Linked DNA regions of Homo sapiens: region 2 is linked to region 1. A link is an interaction called in ENCODE POLR2A ChIA-PET data of the cell type or tissue named here. Cell type or tissue: MCF 10A. All regions are shown on one strand.

Region 1 (2,500 bases):
TCCAGGGTCCTGACCCAAAAGAGTCTACAGTTCAGAGAGGAAAAGAGGAGACAGACCTGGGATCAAGGCTGACTAAAGCACTTTCTTGTCTACCCTTTGCCTTCTATAGATCCCCTCTTACTACTATGATATTTTCTGTTTTGCATTGCACAAGAATAATTTACTTGGGGTGGTGGCTTTGGAGCCCTCATTGTTCCTCCCATGGAAAGGCTACACTTGATCTTTTCCAGAAAGCTGGTTCTGTCCTGTGATATGGACAGTGGGGAGCGACTGCACACTGGCTGAGGGCCTCGGGAACCCATTCCAGGAAGCTCCTGAAGGAAATGGTGGATCTCATCGGATCTATGAGTGAAAGTTCTGCAGGACCTGTAGGAGGCTCGCCTGGACAGTCTGGGCCAGTGGAAGGGCCTTGGATAGGGTTCAAGGAGGAGGGGCCCTGTGGAAGCAAGAAGGAGGCTCTGTGCTCTCTGGGGTGAATCCCATTTCTGACGGCTAACCCCAGGAGAAACTGAACAATGCCGTCTCTGGCTGGGCACTTGTGTAAATTGTTTATGCCATCCTGTGACTGTGAATGACAGTACTTTAGTCCCTTAAAACCTATGTACAAGCAGGACATGAGGGGCAGACGGGACAGAGAGGAGGACAGGAGGGGTTCATCGGTTGACTACGGGGATTTCTCAGAATCGTTATGTTGTTTGGCACAGGCCAGTACTTTCCCAGATAATGTGTCTGTGTTTTGTATGTAAATAGATCACTTATCTACTACAGGGCTATAGATTCAGCCCAGGCTGTAGCAGTTCATTCCTGGGTCAGAAACCCAGGTTGAAATTCACCAATAAAAAGATTTAATATCCAGGAAATTCCTGCGCATCTTTAGTTTTCTAGGGACAATGATAATTGGATGTGCAAGATAAAATTAAAGTGTGTTTGTCTTGAGTGAAGGGGTGAGGTTGCTGGGGAAAGGGGCCACCCTGCATCCAGTTTAAGTGGGAAAAGCAGTGTCTTCGAGTTTGCCATAGGACCACAAGGTGGCAGTGTGGAGCCAAAAGTGGGCCTGGCCTCCGCTGGGCTTGACTTGGCAGCTCCTGCCTAAGAATCAGGGTAAGGCCCTTTCTCTAGCCAAATATTGCTGAGATCCAGTGCACATTCTTTAACTCTCCTGGAGGATATGAAGCAGTAATGACTAACAGGGAAGGCTAGGAAAGTCACCCAGCCTCTTAGCTTGTGAGTCCTCAAGTTCCAAAGAGTCTTGGTCCCTCACTTGACCCGGTTCTCCTGAGATACATGGACACACACTGGGTTCTCTCTAAACCCACGGAGATTTGGCAAGGCAAAGAACAAGAGGTTTCTACTGCAAGGTGAGGAAATGAGTATAGGAATTCCTGCCCAAAAGGCAGCAAGACACATGAGTCAGTGTTTGAGGGCCCTAGTAGGACCTCAAAAAGCCACATGAGCTATAGTTACTTTACGGGTTCTGGTTTAGAATCTGGGGGCATGGGTTAGGAGGCTTCTCTGAGAGTGCCTCGGAGCCCAGCAATCTGTCCCAATTCCAGAAGCAAAGAAACCCACTGATGTTGAGCGTAAAATACCTCCTCACCCTAGCACGTCTTGGTGGCTAATAGGATGCTCGTGGAATTTTGCTGCAGTTCCCATGGTGAGCATTTGGATGCTTGCTCCTTTAGAATAAGAATTCATTGAAAACAGGTCACATTTATTATGGTCTACTGTGGTCTATATTCCTAGGTCATTGTTGGCATGTAATCCACCATCTACTGGTTGCCAATAGCAAATCAGTTTTTCTGTGTCTTATTATCAGATAATTTTGGAAAAATCTTTGTCCAGTCCATGTCCATGGAGAAACCCAGTGTGAAACAGTATGATTGTTTCTGGGAGGTACCAATGACATATAACGTGGGAGAATGTGACTTCACTGAACTGGAAGCTATGCTCCTCAAAGGGTGGTTACTCATACAGGTGACTATTTGTACCGATTTAGACAGCTCACCCTTGAAGCTCATGGAAATATGACAAACAAAAGGCCATTTTGTTTCTACGTGGCTTGCAATGACTTTGAGGATTAGTTCAATTTGTTAGCTGGCCCCAATTATTAGCTTATTGGCTCAAACTCCTCAGGAGGTGACATCAGCCTTCCTCTGTACTTATGAGGGCATCTGAGCAGTCATGTGCACTATTGAAGTTCTAACCTCTGTAAGTCACTTGGTAGGGTCACACGTTTAAATCTACTGTTAAATCTAACTGTTAAATCTAACAGCACTCTCCAAGAATGCCTTCACTTAATAAGCAATCAGGGTGGGTTCTAATGTTAACCTCCATGATATATTCACTACTGAATGTCATATTTCTGAAGCAGAGTTTATTACAGAGCTTAATCAGATGGTCTACAATCATTCTAGCCTCTGGTCTCTGGTCTCCCTGACGTCAACTCCCTGCGCCAGAGTATCACAGCAGCCTCTGAGCCCAGACACAGACAGTTCTCCAG
Region 2 (2,500 bases), 110 kb after region 1:
CCTACACAGTGCTGGGGCTTAGTAAGCATGCACTGCCTGTGCCAGACAGATGAACAGATGGATGGATGAGTGGATGGATGGCTGTTCATGGAAACCTCTAGAATCCCAGCATTGGTCAGGCTCTTTAGTGGGATACAGAGAGGTGTGAGGCACAGCCCTGCCCTTCAGGCATGGACAGTCTACTCAAGGAGACAAGATCCTCAAATAACCTAAAGAACAAGAGCGCCAAGCCTCCTGAAACCAGGGCTGTAGGTACACTTCCCAGAGGGAGCAGGTCTAGACCTGCTAGGGTTGAGGTGGGTAAGGCGGAATTGTGAACATTACTGGGAGGCAACAAAGCCTTGTGCTCTCTACATAGCCTCTTTTCACAGACAAATTTTGCTTCCAAGATTGTAGGTCCCATTATTTTTTAGGGTGGATATATTTGTCCTTTTCCAAGGTATGGGATCAGGAGGGGAGGTGCTGAAAGTGGACAAGAGCCTGGAAAGATAGTATGATGGGGGCGGGAGACTCTGTCTGCTTCAGAATCCTTACCTGCCCCTGCTCACTCGTCTCCTGTCAGCAGAAGTGATACCCCACCCAATGCAGATGCGACAGAAGATTGTACCTGGTTTCAGGTTGGAGCCAGCGGGGTAAGGAGAGAAAGGAAGTGAGAAATGAGAGGGAAGGGGGTTCCAGCGTTCTTGGAGGGCTGGTGCCAGGCACTGGGGCTTGGCAACAGCTCAGTCCTTCTTACTCCACAGGGGCTGAGCTACACTGTAGCTTTGGCAAATGGGCAGGACCAGGACTCCAGGCTTAGAAGTGCTGCCAGACAAGAAGGGGAAAGAGCTGGGGACCTCCAGTGGGGAGTCAGTCACCGCAAGTTCTGCTCTGTGTGGACCGGGGCTGGCTGAAGGCAGAGTCCTGCATTTCAATCCTGCTTTTCACTGTTACTTAACAGTAGAGGATGACTCAGCCTAGCCTCTAGGAGGATTCCTTGGTTTGAAGCATCTGAGTCAGCTGAGTGGGTGGAATGAGGCTTAGTGACAACACTACACTTTTTACAGATAAAGGATAAAATGGAAATATTATGAACAACTTATTCCTATACATTTCACAGCTGAGATGAAATAGAAAAATTCCTTAATGATACACATTACCAAAGTTATCTCAAAAAGAAATAGATAAGCTGTATAGTCCTACGCTTCTTTAAAAATTGAATTCATAGTTAAAAAGTTTCTAATAAAAAACTTCAATTCTAAAAAAAAAAAAAGACGGCTACTGCCAAAGCCCAGCAGAGATGACATGGAAAGGGACTCCAACCACTGTATGAGATCTGCGTGTGCCTCCTAGGTGAGCCAGGCTGCGTCACCCCACAAACCGCCCCCACTTCCCACGGACCTGGTCCCAGTCACTCTTTGTTGCTCCTAGTGAGGCTGGGCCCAAGGACTGGGCTCTTATAAAATAGCAGCCTCAGCAAACTCCTGCCCTTCTAGGATAGGGTAGGGGAACCTGCAGTAGCAGCACACCCTGAGTGAGCATCTAGGGGAAAGGAACCAGGGAGGGGGTGGAATGTGGGAGCCCAAAGTTAAGGCCGAGGTAACTTACCAGGATCTTGAGCACTTTTTGTGTGGCCCTCAGGAGAAATACTCCTAGGAGCGGGAGGCAGCTCCATGGGGCAGGTCTGGCTCTACCTTTCATGGATGTGGAAGAGATGACTCAAGCACAGGGTGGTGCTTGGCATAAATGACCTTTGAAGTCCTTGCAGGAGTGTGCTGGAGCAGGCTCCACGCTGGTAGCTTGAAGTCAGCCATGGTGGAAGTGTTTACACCATAGGAAGTGGCAAGCATGACCAACCAGGGCCCTGGCCTCTAGACTCACCCCCTCTCCCAGCTGGTAAACAATTATCTGGATCCTTCCCAACTTGGGGACCAGTGCTGTGTTATAAGATCATGACACATGTCACCTGCAGAGGAAGCCACAGCCACGAGTGATGTCCATTTTACCCATGAGGGAACAGACGCCCCAAGGTTCAGTAACCCATCCAAGGCCACAAATGTGTGGAGCCAGGATGAGAATTCTGAGTCCCAAACTCATGATCACTCCATGGCACCAGACATCCTCACTCTCTTGCTCACAGAAGTAATTTGTCCTATCTGAAAATCACGCTCAAATTGCTTTGGGCTGCCATCCACACATCTTTTTAAAGAAATGTTAAGTGATTATTTGATATTCTTAAATTACAAAACAACTTAGGCTTGTGTAACAAATTTTAAAACAAAACATATATAACATAAAATGATAGCTCTTAGCCTCTAATCTACCTTTCCCATCCCTCTTATGAATCATTTAGTGTATATCTCCCCTTAGCTTTCTTATCACACTATATAAAACGTTCAGTGATTTTCTTTTTTCTTACTTAAAGCCATCACGTGTAGCTTCCCACTTCATTATTTCATCTTTTTAAAACTGCCCTTGGCCAGGCGTGGTGGCTCACACCTGTAATGCCAACATTTTGAGA

The links. Peaks named below come from ENCODE experiments on the same cell type or tissue, not always from the same donor. Only the 100,000 strongest peaks of a DNase experiment are listed, where the experiment ranks them.
Region 2: POLR2A ChIA-PET joins it to region 1 with 14 read pairs; 4 of 35 experiments call an interaction of 5 or more read pairs at or near these places.

What each region holds. Positions count from the first base shown.
Region 1 is chr1:206,105,296-206,107,795 of GRCh38, reverse strand. It overlaps AVPR1B (arginine vasopressin receptor 1B), which reads left to right. Exons shown (of 2, transcript NM_000707.5): 2 at 1-860. Among named protein-coding and RNA genes, the nearest start is that of AVPR1B, 11 kb to the left of the region's middle. In MCF 10A, a CTCF peak has its summit at 1,023 (motif pointing right); a DNase peak (open chromatin) is centred at 1,055.
Region 2 is chr1:206,000,030-206,002,529 of GRCh38, reverse strand. The region is part of intron 1 of RAB7B (RAB7B, member RAS oncogene family); the gene reads left to right. Among named protein-coding and RNA genes, the nearest start is that of RAB7B, 2.1 kb to the left of the region's middle. In MCF 10A, no CTCF peak of the experiment used is centred here; DNase peaks (open chromatin) are centred at 229, 939 and 1,709.